Regions from separate parts of the Homo sapiens genome. Here regions 2, 3, 4, 5 and 6 are each linked to region 1. A link is a contact called in ENCODE Hi-C or POLR2A ChIA-PET data. All regions are on one chromosome and are shown on one strand. The core of a region is the stretch at or near the end of the contact, and the rest is flanking DNA. Distances in the headings are between cores, read along the strand shown. Region 1 overlaps NFIA (nuclear factor I A). Region 2 holds the start of TM2D1 (TM2 domain containing 1). Region 3 holds the start of NFIA (nuclear factor I A). Region 4 overlaps PATJ (PATJ crumbs cell polarity complex component). Region 5 overlaps NFIA (nuclear factor I A). Region 6 has its middle 20 kb from the start of NFIA-AS2.

Evidence for each region. Hi-C counts contacts between places; a loop is a spot of excess contacts on that map. ChIA-PET counts read pairs that join two places held with the same protein, here RNA polymerase II (POLR2A). Pooled maps may share reads with other maps.
Region 2: a map of endothelial cell of umbilical vein shows a loop between it and region 1 (7-fold over the local background). The contact joins the promoter of TM2D1 here to the enhancer-like site in region 1. A Hi-C loop is called at or near these places in 4 of 168 maps with a recorded cell type or tissue (endothelial cell of umbilical vein, esophagus muscularis mucosa, head of caudate nucleus and 1 more) and 5 of 50 pooled maps. POLR2A ChIA-PET finds 5 or more read pairs at or near these places in 1 of 52 experiments (OCI-LY7).
Region 3: a loop to region 1 is called in a map of gastrocnemius medialis, with 13 times the contacts of the local background. The contact joins the promoter of NFIA here to the enhancer-like site in region 1. A Hi-C loop is called at or near these places in 26 of 168 maps with a recorded cell type or tissue (A673, Calu3, IMR-90 and 16 more) and 29 of 50 pooled maps. POLR2A ChIA-PET finds 5 or more read pairs at or near these places in 8 of 52 experiments (H1, HEK293, MCF 10A and 4 more).
Region 4: a map of psoas muscle shows a loop between it and region 1 (2.9-fold over the local background). The contact joins two enhancer-like sites. A Hi-C loop is called at or near these places in 31 of 168 maps with a recorded cell type or tissue (A673, B cell, CD4-positive, alpha-beta T cell and 24 more), 26 of 37 single-sample maps with no recorded cell type and 37 of 50 pooled maps. POLR2A ChIA-PET finds 5 or more read pairs at or near these places in 4 of 52 experiments (BJ, MCF 10A, WTC11 and 1 more).
Region 5: a map of PC-9 shows a loop between it and region 1 (2.4-fold over the local background). The contact joins two enhancer-like sites. A Hi-C loop is called at or near these places in 3 of 168 maps with a recorded cell type or tissue (PC-9, endothelial cell of umbilical vein and mammary epithelial cell) and 3 of 50 pooled maps. POLR2A ChIA-PET finds 5 or more read pairs at or near these places in 3 of 52 experiments (A549, MCF 10A and OCI-LY7).
Region 6: a map of endothelial cell of umbilical vein shows a loop between it and region 1 (11-fold over the local background). The contact joins two enhancer-like sites. A Hi-C loop is called at or near these places in 9 of 168 maps with a recorded cell type or tissue (HepG2, aorta, cardiac septum and 6 more) and 8 of 50 pooled maps. POLR2A ChIA-PET finds 5 or more read pairs at or near these places in 3 of 52 experiments (AG04450, CD8-positive, alpha-beta memory T cell and OCI-LY7).

What each region holds. Positions count from the first base shown.
Region 1 is chr1:61,451,543-61,454,786 of GRCh38, reverse strand. The region is part of intron 10 of NFIA (nuclear factor I A); the gene reads right to left. Among named protein-coding and RNA genes, the nearest start is that of NFIA-AS1, 200 kb to the right of the region's middle. RefSeq lists an enhancer at 269-2,664. Within about 2 kb of position 1,531, at least 23 of the 41 ENCODE cell types and tissues checked have a DNase peak (open chromatin) inside an H3K27ac peak, as active enhancers do; they include A673, ascending aorta, endothelial cell of umbilical vein and 5 more, where a contact is called at or near this core.
Region 2 is chr1:61,723,891-61,727,355 of GRCh38, reverse strand. TM2D1 (TM2 domain containing 1) reads left to right here and starts at 2,215. Exons shown (of 7, transcript NM_032027.3): 1 at 2,215-2,399. The coding sequence starts at 2,236. RefSeq lists enhancers at 1,540-2,225, 1,874-2,533, 1,570-2,769, 2,226-2,913.
Region 3 is chr1:61,080,847-61,084,149 of GRCh38, reverse strand. It overlaps NFIA (nuclear factor I A), which reads right to left and starts at 1,589. Exons shown (of 11, transcript NM_001134673.4): 1 at 1,332-1,589. The coding sequence starts at 1,358. RefSeq lists a silencer at 2,019-2,313.
Region 4 is chr1:61,838,417-61,841,635 of GRCh38, reverse strand. The region is part of intron 17 of PATJ (PATJ crumbs cell polarity complex component); the gene reads right to left. Among named protein-coding and RNA genes, the nearest start is that of MIR12132, 6.0 kb to the left of the region's middle. Within about 2 kb of position 1,780, at least 3 of the 41 ENCODE cell types and tissues checked have a DNase peak (open chromatin) inside an H3K27ac peak, as active enhancers do.
Region 5 is chr1:61,130,779-61,134,362 of GRCh38, reverse strand. The region is part of intron 2 of NFIA (nuclear factor I A); the gene reads right to left. Among named protein-coding and RNA genes, the nearest start is that of NFIA, 50 kb to the right of the region's middle. Within about 2 kb of position 1,420, at least 5 of the 41 ENCODE cell types and tissues checked have a DNase peak (open chromatin) inside an H3K27ac peak, as active enhancers do; they include endothelial cell of umbilical vein, where a contact is called at or near this core.
Region 6 is chr1:60,988,803-60,991,976 of GRCh38, reverse strand. No RefSeq gene overlaps it. Among named protein-coding and RNA genes, the nearest start is that of NFIA-AS2, 20 kb to the right of the region's middle. Within about 2 kb of position 1,841, at least 12 of the 41 ENCODE cell types and tissues checked have a DNase peak (open chromatin) inside an H3K27ac peak, as active enhancers do; they include endothelial cell of umbilical vein, heart left ventricle and heart right ventricle, where a contact is called at or near this core.

The sequences.
Region 1 (3,244 bases), core at 282-2,781:
CTCTCCTAACAGGCCCAGATGGTCAATAGCGACACAAGAATAAGTGGAGGTAAGGTGGAAAAAGTGCTGGACCCAGTCTTCCTGGGTGATTTTGAGCAAGTCACAGTATTTTTCCTTCCTTACATATGTAGGATTTTATGAGGGAAGATGCTCCTTTCAGCCCAATATATCTAAAATGGTATTTTCAAACATGAAACATAATAACTAAGTAGGATCAAGATTTTACTCTATTAAGTACCACATTGTCCAAAGGAAAAATGAGGCCACTGCGTACCCTTCATTCATGCTTGCGTCCATGCAGCATTTATTTAGAGCCTTCTGTGTGCCTGCCAGGCCCAGTTACTGGTTACCTTTTCCTTTCGTAAATCCTTAGGTGGTTAGCTTTGAGCAATTGTCTGGTCATATATCACTTTATCTGCTGGCATTTCTTTTTCTGTTAGCTAGACAGAATGAGCAATTATGGACTAACATCAGAGTTAGTTTCTCCAGTGAAATAAAAAAGTATGTGGCTTTTGCCGACTTTTCTCTAGAGATACCTTGACAAATTCACTACATTTATCATTATTTACAGAAAAATTACCAAGGCCTAACAAAAACCAATGCTTCTGAATTCTTTAAGTTGACGGTATCAGAAAGGGTTCTAATTGGGTTGCTTCAGGCAGGTGAAGGATCATCCCTGTGGAAGAGATTCCATTAGGTAATGTAAGGACTCATTTGGTCCCCAGGGATGAATGGCTAAGTGATAGCTACATGGAGTTTGGTATAAGATTTCCTAGTCACACAAGCCACCTTTGATTTCCAGAGGAGTTTAAAAAACTTAAGCCCAGACCGAAAAACTACGCATCCTGTAGACTTTCAGATGTTATTCTTTGACCACATGCTTTGAGGAACACAATAAAGCCTCTTGTGTCCTGAAAGGAAATCAGCCTGGCAAATACACATGGCCTAAATCTAGCTGGACAAAAGAAAGAAGAGGGGGAGAGAAAGGAGAGAGAAAGCAAACCCCAAACTGTGTTTCTAGTAGGCCTCTACCTAACAGCTGACTCTCATCCACGTTAGAGCCGCTTCCTCCCTTCTACAAAACAGGTTCAAACTTTGGGTGCGGGGAATAATGCTTACTATTTCTGTTTTCACACTTTCTAAGTCGGTTGTGAAATTCCAGACTTCTTCAATCTGACACTAAGGTAGTTCTTGAAGCAAAGGCCTGGCACCCAGTGAGTCAGCAGGGGGAGCAGTTCTCCACACCACAGTTTCTGGACGAGACCTCAGGGCACTACAAAAATCTGCAGTGCCTCTGCACTTCTCTTAAAAAGCAAAGCAAAAAAAAAAAAAAAAAAAAAAAAGTTTCTTCACACATCTTACTATTCAGTATGTGCCTTGCCGACAAGGTTACCCCAGAGCAGCTCTGTAATCCTTCACTGAAATAGGCTTTATTGATTGCTCTGGTCTATTGTTCTCTTTTCAAGTCCCCCAAGTTCAAGTTCATCCTGGTGTTACATCATGTCTGGTTGCTAAGAGCAACCAGACAGACCCAGACGTGACTATCATTAGCAAGAAACCCTCTGCTCTCCTCCCACCAACCTTCCAGTGGTTCTGACGTAGCAGGCCCACTGCAAACACATTGAAGTATTTATTCTGCCTAATTTATGACCTACACAGCAAGCAAGACCCCCACTCCAAAAACCAACATTGTTGTATATTTAATTAATCTGTCTTTCTCTGGCACTTGGGAAAGTTAGACAAAGGACTAATTATTGTGTTTCACTCTGCACACTTTTCTTTTGGGGGGTGGATATTTGCATGGGAAAGAAAACTACAAGGCCCAGCATCAGCCCCCCACCTCTTTTTCTTTTTGCCCTATTGACATTTCATGAAATACTTTAGCTGCTTAAGGGAATTAGAAAAAAAAAATGCGATGTGAATGTTACTCCTTCTGAGTTGGTATTCAGTAACACAAATCAACTCATGACATGTTTAAATTTAAATGCTAACCACACACTCTCAGAGTTACTTTAAAGGTTAGTTTTTAATCAATAGAAGTTGCTGACTCCAGGTTTTTGGGCTGCACGCTGCAACTCTTGGGCTTTTGTCTAACGTTAAAGCTTTCAAACTTTTTTTTCCTTGAGATGATTTTAGCAATGATTTGCAGACACAGAAGGCTATTGTGCTCTGACCAGCAACATGTCAACAGAGGGGCTGAGCTGCCCTGTGGTGGGGTGTCAATATGACTCCTGAAGGCAGAGGTTGGGGGTCTTTAATAACCCGTGAAAAAACCTTAATTAACCCTTTCAGGCCCAAACCAAAACCTATTCTTAAACTTGTTCACTCCTATAATTTGACCATTAGTACTTATTTCAACATCACACTAATCTTCATGACAATTAACCCAGCTACTTGACCAAGGTTTTCCAGAACAGGAAGTTGGTTAGGGGAACCACACAGGGAATTTTTCTTTTTTGAAGTCTCTGATTAAATCATTTATTTGCAGAGATGGCAGATAGTTCTAATAATAATAATAATAATAATAATAATTCATACATCTCCCTGAATTTTCTCCTAATCAGTTTGTAAAGACACTCATAATCCCATTGGGATGAGTGTGACAGTCACACATGTGTAAGCCAGTCAATTCCTAGAAACTTCCATGAGCTGCTAGTAACACCAGATGGACAATATAATGTTTGTAAAAGCCTACTTTTCTCTTGTGATATTTTCTTATAATTTCTATTATGCAAGCAGTACAAGTTTTAGAACATTAATTGAAGAATGATTCTGCATATTTTCTTCTTGGGTCATATAGGAAAAACATAAAAGAAATCTGAGCTTATTCGATCGTTGGGGTTGAGCAGCAAATCACTGGGAAAATGGTAACACATTAAACAAAAACTATCCTCAGACATTTAGTGACATAAGCTTAGGTTTCATATGCTTTCTGCCTTCGTACTTTATAGCCCCTTAATCTACCCTACTGTATCCAAATGGACTACAAAGGAATCTCCCTCCCTATGTGCAGTGAGTGGCATTATTACAATGCAATATAGGATGATGTTATCTTGATACATTTACATTAAGTAAACACAGAGCTTTGATCTATTTTTTCCTCAGAAACTTTCAGCTATAGTTGTTGTGGAGGTCCACAAATCCACACTCCCACCAAGGCTCCAGTTACGTAAAATTAGTCGGTAACATTCACAATGTCTAGAGTTTGGGATGTGCTGAGCGGGAGTGGGGAGGGAAGTGGGGT
Region 2 (3,465 bases), core at 966-3,465, 270 kb before region 1:
AATTGCTTGACCCCGGGAGGCAGAGGTTGCAGTGAGCCAAGATCGTGCCACTGCACTCCAGCCTGGATGACAGAGCGAGACTCCATCTCAAAAAATAGCAGCGGGGCGTGGTGGTTCATGCCTGTAATCCCAGACCTTTGGGAGGCTCAGACGGGTGGATCACCTGAGGTCGGAAGTTGGAGACTAGCCTGATCAACATGGAGAAACCCCGTCTCTACTAAAAATACAAAATTAGCCAGGCGTGGTGACTCATGGCTGTAATTCCAGCTACTCAGGAGGCTGAGGTAGGAGAATAGCTTGAACCTGGGAAGTGGAGTTTGCAGTAAGCGAGAATCGTGCCATTGCACTCCAGCCTGGGCAACAAGAGCAAAACTCCCGTCTCAACTCCATTTCTGTCTCTAAATGAATGAATGAATAAAGCATAGTAATGCTACAAAGTTGTTTTATTATGAAAATTTTAGGGCCAGGCGCCGTGGCTCGCGCCTGTAATCCCAGCACTTTGGGAGGCAGAGGCGGGTGGATCACCTTAAGTCATGAGTTCGAGACCAGCCTGCTCAACATGGTGAAACCTCGTCTCTACTAAAAATACAAAAATTAGCTGGGCTGGTAGTGGGCGCCGTAATCCCAGCCTTTCCGGATGCTGAGACAGGAGAATAGCTTGAACCTGGGAGGCGGAGGTTGCAGTGAGCCGAGATCATGCCATTGCAGTCCAGCCTGGGCAACAACAGTGAAACTCCACCTCAAAAAAAGAAAATTTAAAAACGTAGTTTATGTTTAAATATTACTTCAAATAGTTGTATGTCTTCCAGAATATATATTCCAAAATGAGGCCAGGCACAGTGTGGCCTCACACCTGAAATCCCAGCACTTTAGGAGGCAGAGGCGGGCAGATCACTTAGGCCAGGAGTTCGAGACCAGCCTGGCCAAAATGGTGAAACCCTGTCTTTACTAAAAATACAAAAATTAGCTGAGCGTGGTGGCGCACGCGTGCAGTCCCAGCTACTCAGGAGGTTGAGGCAGGCGAATCACTTGAACCAGAAGGCAGAGGTTGCAGTGAGCTGAGATTCTGCCACTGTACTCCAGCCTGGGTGGCAGAGAGAGATTCCATCTTAAAAAAAAAAATTTACTTCTCGTAAAACATTATACCAGTGTTCTCAAAGTGGGGGTCCCTGGACTAGCAACACCCACATCCCTTGGGATCTCCTAGAAATGGAAATTATCCAGTCCCTCCCTACATCTTTTGTATCAGAAACTCTGAGTGCCGGTTCTATCATTCTGTTTTAATAACTACTACAGGTGATTCAGATGCTATTCAAAGTTTGAGAACCACCAAAGTTAGTGCTAAAGTATGGATGAAGAAGCACCACTCAAGTTCAAATTTTTATATTGTTAGACAAAAAAAAGATTAAACTTAACTTTACGAAAACATTTTTTCCTCACTGTTAAAGTTCCCCACCACAGAACTTTTAGAACATATAGAAATTTAAAAACAACAGATGGAGGAAAAAAAATCTTCAACTTTTCACTTAATCATAAACTATTTGGTTTCCTCTTGTTACAGTTTCCACCCCCCAAATTATCCCCCACCTAAATTGTCACTTTTTTTTTTTAAAAGGCGTAATGTCTCTCACAGTTTTTAAGTTCTGTTCGTGGCAGCCTTCCAAAATCCTTCTCTAAAGTTACAGGAGGACATTATGTCAATTAGTAAGAGCATAGATCTGAAATCTGGCAAACATCAATTTCATTCCGACTGAGTCACTTAGTGATTAAGGTCAGTGTGTTTCAGCGTCTTTGAGCCTTGTTCCTTATCTGTAAACCCAAAACCTATCAGGGCTAACTGCGATGATGTCAGGAAAGCATTGATTCCAACCTCTGACGCCGCTGGCACTTTCAGAGGACCGAGAAGCCTCAGCTAAGGGCGCGGGAATGAGAAGCGGGTGAAGCACCTGATTGCCTAAACCACTCGTTTCCTTCCTCCAGCACTCAAAGATTAACCTTAGCTCCTTCCAAGGGTTCGTGGGGGAAAATTCGCCTCGAGGGACTGGGTACATGCATATTTTAAAAGGGTCTCCCAATGTGATTCCACGGGCTCACGGGCAGAAGAACACGCGAAGAGACGGAACTGGCCTCTATCCTATGCGAGGTCCCTTTAAGAACCTCGCCCTGTTGCCCTTCTCCCTCCCGCTCCTGGGCGGAGGCGGAAGCGGAAGTGGCGAGAAAGTGTCGGTCTCCAAGATGGCGGCCGCCTGGCCGTCTGGTCCGTCTGCTCCGGAGGCCGTGACGGCCAGACTCGTTGGTGTCCTGTGGTTCGTCTCAGTCACTACAGGACCCTGGGGGGCTGTTGCCACCTCCGCCGGGGGCGAGGAGTCGCTTAAGTGCGAGGACCTCAAAGTGGGACAATATCCTCTGTGGAGAACACCCCCCCATGGAGGCGAGGTAGAGTTGGGGTCGCAGGTGGGTCGCTGCCGTCAGGACTGGCTAGGGCTGTACTGAGTGAAAACGATAATCTGATCTGTGGCTTCTAATGACTGAAGGATCCCTGAAGGTGAACAGAGTTGTGGAGATGGGAGGGCCAGAGGCCACCCTTTGTGATTTCCTTATGATTTTACTAGTCATTGGCGCTTCCTCTTCTGATCCACTTTTTTTTTCTTTTTTATCAGTGTGCTTACTTGTTCAGTAAAACATGTAGATCCTGAAGTATGCCAGGCCCCGTTCTAGACACTAGTAATACAAAGATGGATAGTCTCTTACCCTGGAAATGTTTGCCAACTCTTCCTAGGGGGAAGACAAGTAATAACGATCTAGCCAATGTGTTGCCCATTTATCATTAACTTTATGTATATTATGCATATTACCTCATGTCATCTTCAAACTTCATGAGATGGTAGACTGCCAGACAAATTTCTTTCTGTTTTCTTTTTTTGAGACAGGGTCTTACTCTGTCGCCCTGGCTGGAGTACAGTGGCACGATCTCAGCTCACTGCAGCCTCCGCCTCCCGGGTTCAGTCAATTCTCCTGCCTCAGCCTCCTGAGTAGCTGGGACTACAGGCATGCGCCACCACACCCGGGTAATTTTTGTATTTTTAGTAGAGACGGGGTTTACGCCATGTTGGCCAGGCTGGTCTTGAACTCCTGGTCTCAAGCGATCCGCATCCCCCTCACCATGAACCACCGCGTGGGGACTCAGTGGATAAATTTCTGTTGCACTTTGCAACCTTGGGTGACCTATTTGAACTCTGTTTTCTCATGAGTAAAAACGTGGATAATTATGGGGCAAATTTAAAGGTTTATTGTAATGTTTATGTATTATTATATTATTTGTAGAGACAGACTTCTCGTTATGTTGCCCAGGCTGTTCTTCCCAAACTCCTGGGCTCCAGTGATCCTCCTGCCTCAAGTATTACTTAGCAATACTAAAAGTATATTTGTACATATGCTTATTGACTTGGACAAACTAGCAGCCTC
Region 3 (3,303 bases), core at 340-2,839, 370 kb after region 1:
TTTTTTAAGGGAGAGGTGAATAAACATTTTATGTGAAGCATATAACTTCATGTAGGTGATTAATGGTCAGATCCTAATGTACCAAAGCAGTATGAAATCTCACGCTTAAAAAAAAAATAGCGCAAAACCACTTTGACTTCAAGCCTTTTAGTCAAGGAAAACAAATAACATATTCAAAGGGGACCGGATTTGAAGTCTCGAAGTAGCAATATTTTGCCTGGGGGTGGGTAGACAAGGGAGGAATGGACAGGGGGGCACGGAAAGGAGAGGCGGTGGGGCGCAAGAGCCCCATGCTCTGAGTTGAGTCGGAGGGGAAAAGTTGCCCCCGTCCTGCGCGCGGAGCGGCCGGAGTCGCGCGGTGGCGGTGGTGGTGGTGGCGGCGGCGGCGGCGGGGGGAGCCGTGTCCGGCCCGGGCCGCCGCTCCGGCTCCCGGCTAGGAGCCCAACTCTGCCCGGCGCTACCCGGCCCGCGGCCCGCGGCCTCCGGCGTTCGGCGCCCTGCACAACGTGGGCTCGTCTCGGCCCCGAAACTTTCACTCCGGGAGAGCCAACGGGCCACCGGCGCGCGGCGAGGACGCAGGCTCCACCCGGCCGGCGCGGGGGAACGCGCGTCCACGTAGCCCCGCTCAGCCGAGGGCTAGCCGCAGCCTGCCCGCGTCCGAGGGGCGCTGTCCGGGCCGGGGCCGGGACGGGAGCCCGCGTCCTTTCCGCGGCCGGACCCCGAAGGCTGACAAACAATAAACAAAAGTAAGAGTTCGGGAAGACGGCGGGGGGCTGCGGCAGCGCAGGCTGCGGGGAGCGGGCCGTTGGGCGCAGGCACCCGAGGTCTCCCCGCACCCGAGGACTGCAGCCGGCCCGAGCGTGCGGGGTGAGCGGTGGGCTCCGTCGGCGGCCCCCTCCCCGGGCGCTGCGGCACTACGGAATCCCTGCTCCCGGCAGCAGAAACGCTGAGCCAGATTTCTGCGTGTCATGGACTGCAACCCCGCCGAAACACGTGCGGGGTGTCCGAAAACACTGCTGTTCCGCAGTCCGTCGCCCCGATATTAATTAACGCATTAATAAGAGGGCGCCATTAGCCATGTGCCCACACAAATGGCCGTGCAAGAGGAATGCACCCGCATGGAAACAAAGTTACTTTCTTTAAGCGGGATCCCCCCCCCCACCCGCGGGCACACGCGCGCACACACACAGAAACACGCGCAGACACAGACACACACCGAGACGCACGCCCTGGGCCCGGCCGGAGCGACGGCCCCGGTGCCCCCCACCCAGCCCCAGCCCTGCCCCCGGCGCCCCGGCCCCCAAGCCCTCCGCATCCACGCCGCGGCTTACCTGGGTGAGACAGAGCGGAGAATACATAACTGCCGGGCGCTGGGGTATGCGTGTGCGTCTGGGTGTGCGGTTTGGAGGTGTGCGTGAGTGTGGGTGAGAGAGGAGAAAGAGGGAGAGAGGAAGAGAGAGAGAGAGAGAGAGAGAGAAGGGGGGAGAAAAAAAAATCAAGCCTGCTTCTTGCGTTCACATTTCCAAGTCGGCTCAACTGCAGCCAGCCAGCCAGCGCTATTGCCGCTCCATGAGCTGAACTTTAACCCCGCCTAGAGTTTCCCTACACTCCACTATACATGCCTACTGTACGCGGGTGTTAAAGGCATAGCGCACCCTTTCCCGCTCCCGCGCCGGCCCGGCCGGGTGCCCGCGAGCTGCCCGCGCGCCCGCCTCCGCCTCCGCTCTGCACCGCACCGCACAGCCGCCGCCCGCTCGCGCCGCCGCCGCGGGGGGGAGGGGGTGTGGGGGAGGGGGCGGCTGCGGCGCCGCGCGGCCAGCCGGGTCCCGAGCCTCCGCGGCCGCTCGCGCTCGCAGGCTGGCTCGCTCGCTCCCCGGCTCTCTCCGTGGCTCGCTCCTTGCTCGCTCGCTTGCTCGCTCTCCCGCTCGCTCCCCGGCCCCCCCGCCCCCTCCCCCGATCAGCGCATTACTGGGTAACGCAGTGAGGAGCAGTTACAGTCTGTACTCCCGGGCAGCTATAGGCTGCCACAGGATGTGCTTAAGCAAACAAAACTACTTTTCCTCGTCCCCATCCCCCCACCCCCGCTGCAGACCTCCGCGGACCTCGGTGGAGGACTTGGGCAACTTTGCCAGGTTGCCCCGCACCCCCCGGGCCACCGCGTGGGCACGTAGAGAACCGAGGAGGAGGCCGGGCGGCACATTTGCATGTATGCAAATTTCTTTGAAAAATCAGACCTCCTAGGTAACTTTTTTTCCCCCACTGAAATGCGGTAAGGCTCAAAGCATTGTAATCTCTCCAGCGAAGCTTTCTGTGGGAATAGATTCGTCGGCAGAGGTAATTATGCACACAATCCTGCAAACTTTGTGCAGCTTCGGTCCTGTGGCATTCAGAAGCGGGGGTGGTGAGGAATCAGTGCCCACAGAAGATTCACCGGATTTGGGGGGCGGGGGTCTGGAGAAAAGAAGGCGGAGATTAATGAGCGTTATCCCTCCCAGGACTGTGAAACTAGTGGGTTTGAACACAGACGCCATAGAAAAAGTTCTATCACGTTCAGAAACAACAGTGGTTTAGCTGTGACATCTTTTACTTTTTAGGAGGAAAAAAATATGTGAAAGGGATGTCCCCTTAGGGAAGGGAGATATTCTGATCCACAAACGCGTGCCCAGAACTGGACATAGGCTATCATTACCGTCCCAGTTTCTGGGACACCTCTGGAAGGGTGCCTTTTAAGAATCCCTTTTTTCCCTCCCCCAGGTAATAGTTCTTAAAATGGAAAAGAGCTTCCTGCAATTATTTTAGGTTTGCTAAAGTATTGTTTTGGCAGAAAAGAGGGGGGTGGTTTTTAGGGTTTGGCAAGTTGCCAGTAAGCCTGCTTTTCCAGTTTTTTTTTTTTAACCTCATATTTTCTCTCTAGGCTCTCCTCTCTCGGAGGGGGGAAAGCCTACCTGCCTCTTCTAAGCCCCCATCCCTTATTTTACTTCTCTTCCTCATGATGGTTTGCAAAATGCTGCATTTGACAACCCTTCTCAAAATTCCAAAAGGAAAGAGGTAGGTATCATGTTGAAAGACACTGGCACACAGGGGAATCTGCCCTTCGGTGGAGGTGACATAACCAGAGAGTCTCTAAAGAGGGGACATTCCTGTAGGAAAGTGAGGGTAAGTGATGTGTTAACAAGTGAGGGTGAGTGATGTGTTAAGGCCACTCTCATTCAGACTTCTTTTCAAAGCAAGGGGCAGGAAATACTGTACTGGAGAAAGAGCAAAAGAGAACCTCTGAAATAATTCTGCATCTGTCTAAAGTTA
Region 4 (3,219 bases), core at 531-3,030, 390 kb before region 1:
TGACGTGGACCCAAAGAGCTCCCAAAAAAAAAAAAGGCAAGAGAAAAAAAAAACCTAGATGTCAGTGGCCATGTTATAAGATCCCTTGAGCATTAATGTGAAACTGTATAATAACTTATAGTACATGCCTATCCTTTATATTTTAGATTCTGGAAATAATATGGTTACATACCTGACTTTATAGTGTTACCACTCTATATACTATTAATGTGTTAAAATTATATCAATACCTATCAAATGCTAAATCCTACATTCTGTAAACTGATTAGCTAAGATGAACATGAAGACAGTAGGCTTGCACAGGCTATTGAAAACTATATACTGATATTAGCATTTACTCAAATTCTCAAATCTCTTGGTAAAAATTAAAGTCCTAATGCCCTCCCCCCAACCCCACCACTTTAAGCTAAATTCTCTAATAAACAAAAGTAAAACAAGATTAAAATTTGTGGAAGAAGAAATAAATAAATAAAATTAAGTGGAAGAAATAGAAATAGAGTTTGGGGCACTAATATCATAGTCTGAATATAAACACTTTATGCCCACTTAGCTACAAAGGCCAATAAATTAATTACCGCCATATATAAAGTTGAAACAAAATTGATAGTTATATATTGCTATCACTTAATCTGTCCACATCATAGAAAACCATTAGCAAATTCATGAATTACACACCTGCTTACACTATCTTCCATGAGAATTATCGGAATAAAGAAATAACTCTACATAAGAAAGGATCCATTTTAAGTGGTCTAAATATATTTGAGTCTCACAAACTTAAATGCAAGCTATTTGGTAAATATGTACCAAAATTTAAAAGATACAGTATGCTCTTCTGATGAGTAATTCCACTTCTAGGAATTTATCACCTACCTATTACAAGATTTATTCCCACCTTTTAACAAAAGAGTATCACAAAAATATCCACTAAAGCCTTACTTAAAATGCCCACCAACTGGGTACAGGAGGCTGATGAAATAAATTATTGTACATCAACAATAAAAATACTATGTAGTCATTAAAAAGAGGTAGCTCTATAAGTACCAAAATGAAAGAGCATATAATTTTAAGAAAAAAAATACAGAGCCTTTAAAGTGTGTATGATATAATCCATTTATATGTCAAAGTTTTTTTAAAATTAAATAAGTACTATTACTTATATAACCATGTATATATAAAATGTTTCTGGAAGGATGGACAAGAAAAACCAAGGTTTTTTACCTGGAAGAAGTAAGGGATTATGGTCAGAGGTAGATTTACTTGTCACAGGATATCTTTATACACCTTTGAATTTTTCTGCCATATGTATGTATTACCTATTTTTAAAACATTTTCAATGTGCTCAGAAAGTCATTCTGTTGTGCATAGGGTAAGGAAAAAGACAACTTAAAGACATACATGAAATGTATACAATCCCGTCCTACAACTTTTATAAATCTTTTAAAAAGAGAATTCTAACAGAGTTAATAGGCAGTCAAAACTACACACTAGATTTTTTGCACAAATACTAAGGCATACTATATTCAAGACTCAGTAACACTGCAATATTTTATATTTTGGTTTTATAACCCATTTCCTCTTTTAAGAAAAATTAATAACTGTCAATTTTTATAGGGAGAAATATTTCCACTATTCTTTTTAATGAGTCGCCATTTGACTTTGGTTTCGAGCAAATTTTTAAAGCATTACTAACAGTATTTACATATGAATCACCTCCCAATGGCTATGTTATTATGATTTCTATTTTTATCTCTCTCAGACTTTGAGAGAGATAAAAATAGTGTTTCAAAAATATCAGCTTTGGCAAAAATTGAGTCACTCAAGAGGGGAGAGGAATGAGGAATAGGATGTAGGAGGGAGGAGAATTATTGGTTAATAAATTTTATCTTCTAAATCACTGAAATTCAAAAAGTACCAAGGATGGCAATATCATGGCTAATGTTCAAAAATTAGCTAATGTCAAACATTTCCAGTGAATTATAATCATGAGGGGTTATTCAAAGTTCAACATAAATCAAAACACCAGAAAATATCTACTTGCCATGTTTAATTTATAAGGTCAACTGAAGGTAAAATCCATACAGTTCTAATTTTTTTTCAAGCTTTTTGGTAGAAATTAAAAATTACAGACTCTTGGACTACCTAATCATTGTTTCATTATTGAACATTAACCCACAACAAATTACTTGCACTAGTTTAGGATTCTTAAATTTGCAATGATGGTCTTCTGAAGCAATAAAACTAGCTCTTACACAATGCATATGAGCACACTATATTAATTTTTAATACCTGCTAAACTTTCATATAAGCATGAAAAATGAGAATACTATCTAGTAGCTTAGTTTTTAAGATATGAAATTTTTCACAAGCTGAAAAAACAGAAAGGTCTTCTGTAATAAGTTTACTGTATGGATGCCCTATAATAAAATGCACATGGAAATAGCACTCACAAAGGAAAGAGCAGTATAGTATGATGGTTAAAGGCATAGACCTGGTGGAGGAGTCGGCGGCAGAAGAAAAAGAAAGAAAAAAAAAGACCTGGGGCCCAACTGCTTCAGTTCTACCATATACTACCTGTATGAATTGGACTAATTACTTAAGTTTTCTGTGCCTCAGTTTCTTCACTTCTAAAATGACAACAATAAGAGTATCTCTTTCATATGGTTCATGTGAGGAATACATAGCCTAATACATGTAAAGCAATTAGAACATTACCTGGCACTCAGTAAACATTCAGTAAATGTTACCTAACATTGTTATTAATACTAGTGGGAGTATCAGTAATCTTCCACGGAGACCATAGTCTAAGGAATAAAGACATTACACATAAATACTAGGGAAAGAAGACAGAGATAACTAAGGTATAATATAAAAACCTCACCTACAAACTGGCAAGAAATTACAGTATAAAAACTTATAACCAAGTTTCTGAAGAGTTTTGTTGCTTAGAAACAGAGTACTCAGTCGGCCGGGCGCAGTGGCTCACGCCTGTAATCCCAGCACTTTGGGAGGCCAAGGCAGGTGGATCACGAGGTCAGGAGATCGAGACCATCCTGGCTAACACGGTGAAACCCCGTCTCTACTAAAAATACAAAAAAAAAAAAAAAAAAAAAATTAGCCAGGCGTGGTAGCAGGTGCCTGTAGTCCCAGCTACTCAGGAGGCTGAGGCAGGAGAATGGCGTGAACCCGGGAGGTGGAGCTTGCAGTGAGCTGAGATCG
Region 5 (3,584 bases), core at 171-2,670, 320 kb after region 1:
TGCATAATGGGATTTAAATAATCTGATTTTCCTAAGAAAAGAAATTGAGAAGCAAAGAGATAAAGGATTTTCTGTACACACACACACACACACACACACACACACACACACACACACTCACACACACAGTCTGTAAAGCACCCTGTAGTTTCCAAAGCATTTTTGTATCCCTCAGATATCATTTAATCATCAAAAAAACCCACAAAAGGCAAGGAGAGCAGATACTATTATTCCTCTTTTTGTTTTTTGTTTTTGAGACAGAGTCTTGCACCGTCACCCAGGCTGGAGTGCTCACTGTAACCTCTGCCTCCTGGATTCAAGCGATTCTCCTGCCTCAGCCTCCTGAGTAGCTGGGATTACAGGCATGCACCACCACGCCCGGCTAATTTTTGTATTTTTAGTTAGAGAGATGGGGTTTCACCATGTTGGCCAGGCTGGTCTGGATCCACCCCCTCAGCCTCCCAAAGTGCTAGGATTACAGGTGTGAGCCACCGCACCCAGCCCCTATTATTCCTTTAAGAGACAGGGTCTCACTATGTTGCCCAGGCTGGAGTGCAGTGGCTATTCACAGGCACAATCGTAGCCCACTACAGCCTCAAACTCCTGGGCTCAAGTCATCCTTCCACCACAGACTCCTGAATAGCTGGGCTAGTCCCAGTTTTTTATAAAAAACAGAGGAGCAAAGAAGTTATGTGATTTCAGCAACAATATATTCTTGATTAATGGCAGTGATGGAACCAGACTCCAAGTTTTCTGAATTCTAGTCTAATGGTACCCCCACTAGGCAATGCTGTCAATTTACATTCATTTTGTTCACTCAACAAATATTTACTGAGTACCAGTTGTATGTCAGGCACTGTTCTAGACACTGGGAAAACAAAGAGTGAACAAGACTAGTAAGTTCCCTTCCTCATAAAACATTCTAGTGTACATATGCATGTATTTATAATAACTATAGTTTAATATATATGGCTTTTCATACACTTTTCTATACCAGCCAGTTTATGAGACTCATTAAAAATTAAGACCACATATAAATATTTATTATTTTTTAAGAACTGCATTCATTAGGTCAACAGAGAAAAAAAAAAACTCCAGCCACTCCCGCCTCCCTTCCTTCCTCATTCCTCCACACAGCTAGCCTTTTAAAACAATCTAAGTAAACAGCAAAGTAACATCTATTTGAGTTACACATTGGTTCACATGCTGAGAAGAAGAAAAAAAAATGCCTATAAAAGTCTTTAGAAAAAGGAGAGGTTCAAAATTATGGAGAGGGCTTTTTTACAGGATCGTTTTAAGCACACACAGGATCTTAAAGAATGCACATGGACATCTTGTTTGGAAAAAGTTTATTCTTTTTTCCTTCGTCTTTTTAATCTACACAAAGCACAGTCTTAAAAAGCCTGGGTGGGGGGGGCAGTGTCTGCTCCCCATCTCTAGGTCTGTTGCTGAATGAAAGATCGACAGGAAATTAACGCAGTGGTAGGGAGTTGCTTGCCAAGAGTGAACTCTGAAACAAAAGACCCACTATTGTGTAAGAAAATCTGACATCTATACCCTCAGCCATGTTCTAAACTTCGGTAATCCTTTAGTATGATCTATGATTTGTTATAAGTTTTTAACATGTATATCTAAAGTGTTGTGTTACTCCTCATCTTCCAACTCCTCCTGAAAAAGAAACAGATTTTAGTTTCTTTGGTTCTTTTCTTCTTCCATCCCTTTTCTCCTTAATTGTCTTTTTAGCCAGCAACAGAGTTAGTCAATGAATTCAACCAGCTTCCTTCTTTCACCAGCCATGCCAAAAGACACTATCTTTGTGGCTTAAAGGATTTCAACTGCTCCCAAGTTATCTGAACTTATGGTACTTGAGGTTTGTTGTTTTGGACTGATGTTTAAGAAAATGCTCATTTCTTGATCCATGAGTGAACCTGACATGGCGGTATTTCCTCATTTCTAACAGTTTTCATAACATTAATATCGTGAAAAGAATACTGAAACTGATGGTGGAAGTCTGTAATCTAAGAATCTAAAACTAAACCACGTCCTCCTCGGGTGGATCCAGGAAGCATGATCCATTTATGGGATGAAGTTAAAAGGGGAGATTTCTTTTAGTAATGGGAGTGGACAGGCTGGCTTGACGTTCAGTGCTGATCTCTCAGATAACTTTTCTGAGGGATTTTCCTCATTCTTTTTTGACCAAATGACATAACCAAAGCTTAGCATATCTTCAGTGCTAATCTCAACAAGCAAATTGGGTTTACTTCATTTCTACCAATTGGCTTACCTATATATAATTTTTTCTACAGAAGTGTATAAAATTTTGACCTACCAAAACACAATTATGTTCCTCTGCTATTTAAATAGGTGCCAGTAAAGCCAGGAGTAGGAACAAGTCACCAAAGTATCAGCTGTAGAGGTTTTCTGGGCACACTCCAAAAGTCTACATCTGCTTGGCAACAATTCAGTGAAGAGATATGGTTACTCTTTTAACAGTAACAGAGCTTTCCCAGGCTTCAATGTATGAAAAACAGCTTGGTCTGTATCAGAAAAAAATTCAACCAGATCTGCAAAAATCACATACTTACTATCCTGACTGATCAACTTAAAAATTATTGCCATAAATGAAACCAAAATCATTAATGACATAGTTATCATAGAGTAGCCTGTTCACATGGTTTGAGAGTCCAAGTGGGAATCTTTTTTTTTTCCTTTTCTTTTTGCAACATAAACACTTAAGCATTTAGTGATAAAATATTAAAAGCTAGAGGCTCCAGATCCAATGAGTACAAGTTGCTGATATAGCATCATATACCAAGGAAAGGTGTCAAGCATGCTAAAATATGTCTGTAGCTTAGACATTAGGGGCCCTACTCTTCCCCTAATATGCTTGCCTTGTTCCTACTGTCCACAGTTAAATGCACACATCAGCACTAAAATGCATCCCCTTAAAATCTAGGGAGGAAATTCAACACATCTATGTCAATGAACAAAGTAATTGTCACATTTATTCACTACAAACAACAGATCTAGACACTGTTTTTAATTATAACATTAATTGATCTTTTGTAATCACTAATTAGAATGATAACATCACATTTAGTTACTTTCCTAGCCAGAGTGAACTTCCAGTTGCTGGAAAATGCATCAGTGAAGAAGAGGGTGAGGTGTACAAAAAAGAAAGATTTAGCAAAAAAAAAAAAAAAAGTCATACTATTTTTTTTAAAAGAAATGTTTTACCACAGTCAAGCACATTTTATATTTTAATTAATCTTGCTTCGTGTGAAGATTTCATTTAGTCTCTTTGCAATTAGAGTTCATATTGGTATTATATAAAATGTTGCCCCACTGTTGTGAAATTAGGAACAAGGAAGACTAGATTGATGACCAGAAAAGCTACCTTTTGTGCCTTGAGGAAAAAAGAAACGTCTTATGAATCTGTCATAGCCCTAGTCTGTGAGAAATGTAAAGGACTTTAATGGGTATTTTAGTAGAACCACTTAAAATTAAGTGATGAATTGGAATGGGAAAAGTTATTCCAATAAAAGCAAACAAATTAACTAACCTGACCTTGGTCCACATAAAAG
Region 6 (3,174 bases), core at 592-3,091, 460 kb after region 1:
TGCAATTTTAAATAGAGCAGACAGGCAATGTGAGGCCTGAGCAAAGAGTAGAGGAAGATGAGCAAGTCATGTGTGAGTCTGCATGAAATGCATTCCAGGCTAAGGGCAGGAGCGTGCCCTGCAGGTGCGAGGGGCAACAAAGAGACTGGTGTGGCTGGAGGAGACTGGGCAAGGGGCAGAGCAGTGGGAGATGAGATCAGGGCAGGAACGGGCTCCAGGTACTGTGGGGTTGTCTCGTAGGTGATCTTGAGATTGGGCTTTTATCCCTGTGAAATGGGGAACCATTGAAGGGTTTTGATCAGAAGAATCGCCTGACACATTTAAAAGAAACTGGATTATGGAGGAGTCATATGTGGAAAGAAAGACTGATTTGAGTACTATTCCAATAATCCAGGTGAAAGATAATGCTGGATTGGGCCTGGATGGGAGTGGTAGAGCTGGTGAGAAGTAGGCAAGGTGTAGACATGTTTGGAATACAGAGCCAACAGGATTTTCTTAAAATTATTGTTGATGAATCAAGCTCAGTTAATGTGCTTAAGAATGTTGTCTCTTTCTGTGAGTTTGTAAACTTTTCAGTTTATTATCTCATGTGATCCTTATGACAATCTTGGGATGTGGGAGGGGCCAGCAGCCCCATTCTCAGGACAGAGAGGTGAAATGGTTCTCCCAGGGCCACACAGCCTGGAAACTGGCTGAACTGGGGTACTCAGCACCTCAGTCCCCTGACTCCTTTTCTAGTCTTTCCTTCTTGTCAACTTGCTGCCTTTAGACTTGTGCTCTTTTAAGAATCTTACGCTCTATTTTCTGAGCTACCAATGAACCATCCCCATCTTTAATGGCTTCACTCATATCCATCCAAATTTCAAAACACAGTGATTTAACAAGGACAAATGGGAAAATCTGCAGTGCTGGAGGGAAGACTTTCTGGCTCCCAGGCCCTGAACCCCCTCCCTCTGTCTGTCCCCTCCCCTTCCAGTTCTCTGCTCCCTCCGACCCTGTGAGTCTGGACTGAATTCAATTATTCCTCGCGCTCTCATTACAGTCTGACCAAGATTTATGAGTTGATAATTGTCTGAAAGTAAGACCACAAAGTATCATTTGTGTTTGGGGCTGACCTTCCCGGTGACCTTTAGGATTAAAGGCAAAATGAAAAGTGTGATTTCTGCAGAGCCAAACAGGGTAACGTGATCCAACCCGGCTAATAATCCAAAGCCTCGGATTTCCCTGGTTGAGGACATATTAAAGCTGGGCACAAAGGCGGACAACTAATCCTGCAGGTTCATTTCACAAATTAATTTTTTTTAAGGCATCACAACCTCCCTCCCTCACTTTAGGGTGCATTCTGAGTGACGTTTTCCAAACAGGATGATGACAACAGCTCACACCTCTGAGGCCTTTATTGGATTATTTTTACAGGCCATTTAAAAACACTTTTTTGAGAGGTCCTAATTGAAAACAGACCTTTCCCCTTGCTTGAGTTAGCAAACAGAGCATCGCTGGGGGTGAGAGGAAAATGAATTCATGGAAACTTTCCCAGATCAGTGGGTGAGACTTGACACTCACTTCCCCGAAGCACAGCACATGCGCAATAATGGCCCTTCCTGATAGTTCTTCCTCACATGCACCAGCTATTCAAAGACAAAACTGCAAAGAAAACACTCCTTGAGACTCAATATAAAGCTTCCAGCCAGCCTGAAACATTTGTGAGGCATTTGTGGTTCCCTGTTGGGAATATGTAATACTGTGTCATTCTGAGTTAGAAGGCCACTTCCTAAGGGAAGAGGGGCTGTTGGCCTGTGTCCCACGTGGTGAATCATAAAATGAAAAGGCCTAATAAATATGAAACTGTGATAACGTCTTCCCTCTGCTCAGGCAGCCTCTATTTTTAGTTCAATATGTATCTATTGCACCCAGCACTGGGCTGGGTCCTCTGAAAGAAATCCCGTAAAACCTCAAGGAGCTCACAGGCTGGAATATTCTTTCACAGGCAAGCAAGGACCCAGGGCTGTGCTCAAGCTGGGCTACAAGGGCTGGACCAGGGTCTGGGGTTGGGCATAGGTTGGGCTGACTTGCAGTTGCTGGCCTTGGAGAAAGGAGAAGCAAAGCCACTGTGATTGGAGGAAGGAGATTCAGGAAGCAAGGACAGCTCTTAGTGTCAGTTCCAATGGTTGGGTATGAGAAAGAGGGAGTAAAAACTGGGGCTTCAAGAAGGCAGGGACTATAGTTGTATTTCCTCCCAGTGTATTCACAGTGCATCTGGTTCACCAAAGGTAAGATCAACCATTGCTGAACTTAACAATTTGCTTCCTCCCTTTGTAGTCAATTGTGGTGATATCTCTAAATGCACATATTATTTTACACCAAGTATTTGAGCATTGTCTGGGAATCAGGTGTTTATTCCACTTTGGAGTATTTCTTCATGTATTTTTTGCCTTCTCTATGACATTTTAAACCCGTCTAACACACACATGTACCTGTACTGCATAGCAGGTACAACCACAGTCTCCTCTGGGGTTAGGCTGCCTGTTGCATCTGTAAAATGGAGCTATCAATAGTGAGATCGACTATGTAAAGCACTTAAAACTGCACCTGGTCTACATTAAGTGCTCAATAAACTTGAGCAATTATCATGATTAGTCACTAATACATGTGAGCGGTGTAGGTCTCACAGATATCTGTGACACATTCCAAAACCCTCCTCACTTGTTCCTGAACTATTCTTTTTTTAAACAGGAGTTGGCCCCAGCCCTGTTCTGATCTGCATGTTCTTTGTGAAGTCTGCCTTCAGCTCTTTTGGTCTAGTGTTAGGACTTTATCTCCTATGTGTCTGGCTTTCAGCTCTCTGTAAATATTGGCTTGGCCTAGTCCTGTATTTCTTACCATTCCAGATGGCTTCAAGTAAGCTGTCAGTTCACATCTGGCCTCTTGAATTGCCACCTGGAATCCCTGTTCTGACACTGTTGCACTGGTCAGCCCTCTATCCAAGTGAAGTCGTCCCAGTGGTGCACTGGAGTGGATTGCAACTGCTCATGAGGGCCAACTGTTAAAAGCTACAGAAATTTTGTAAGCTGGTCGTCAAACACAGCCACTATTAAAAATTAAATGGTATCAATTCTCAATTAAATAAAATATATTTAAAACAGTTAATAAATACACAAAAATCATTGCCTCCAA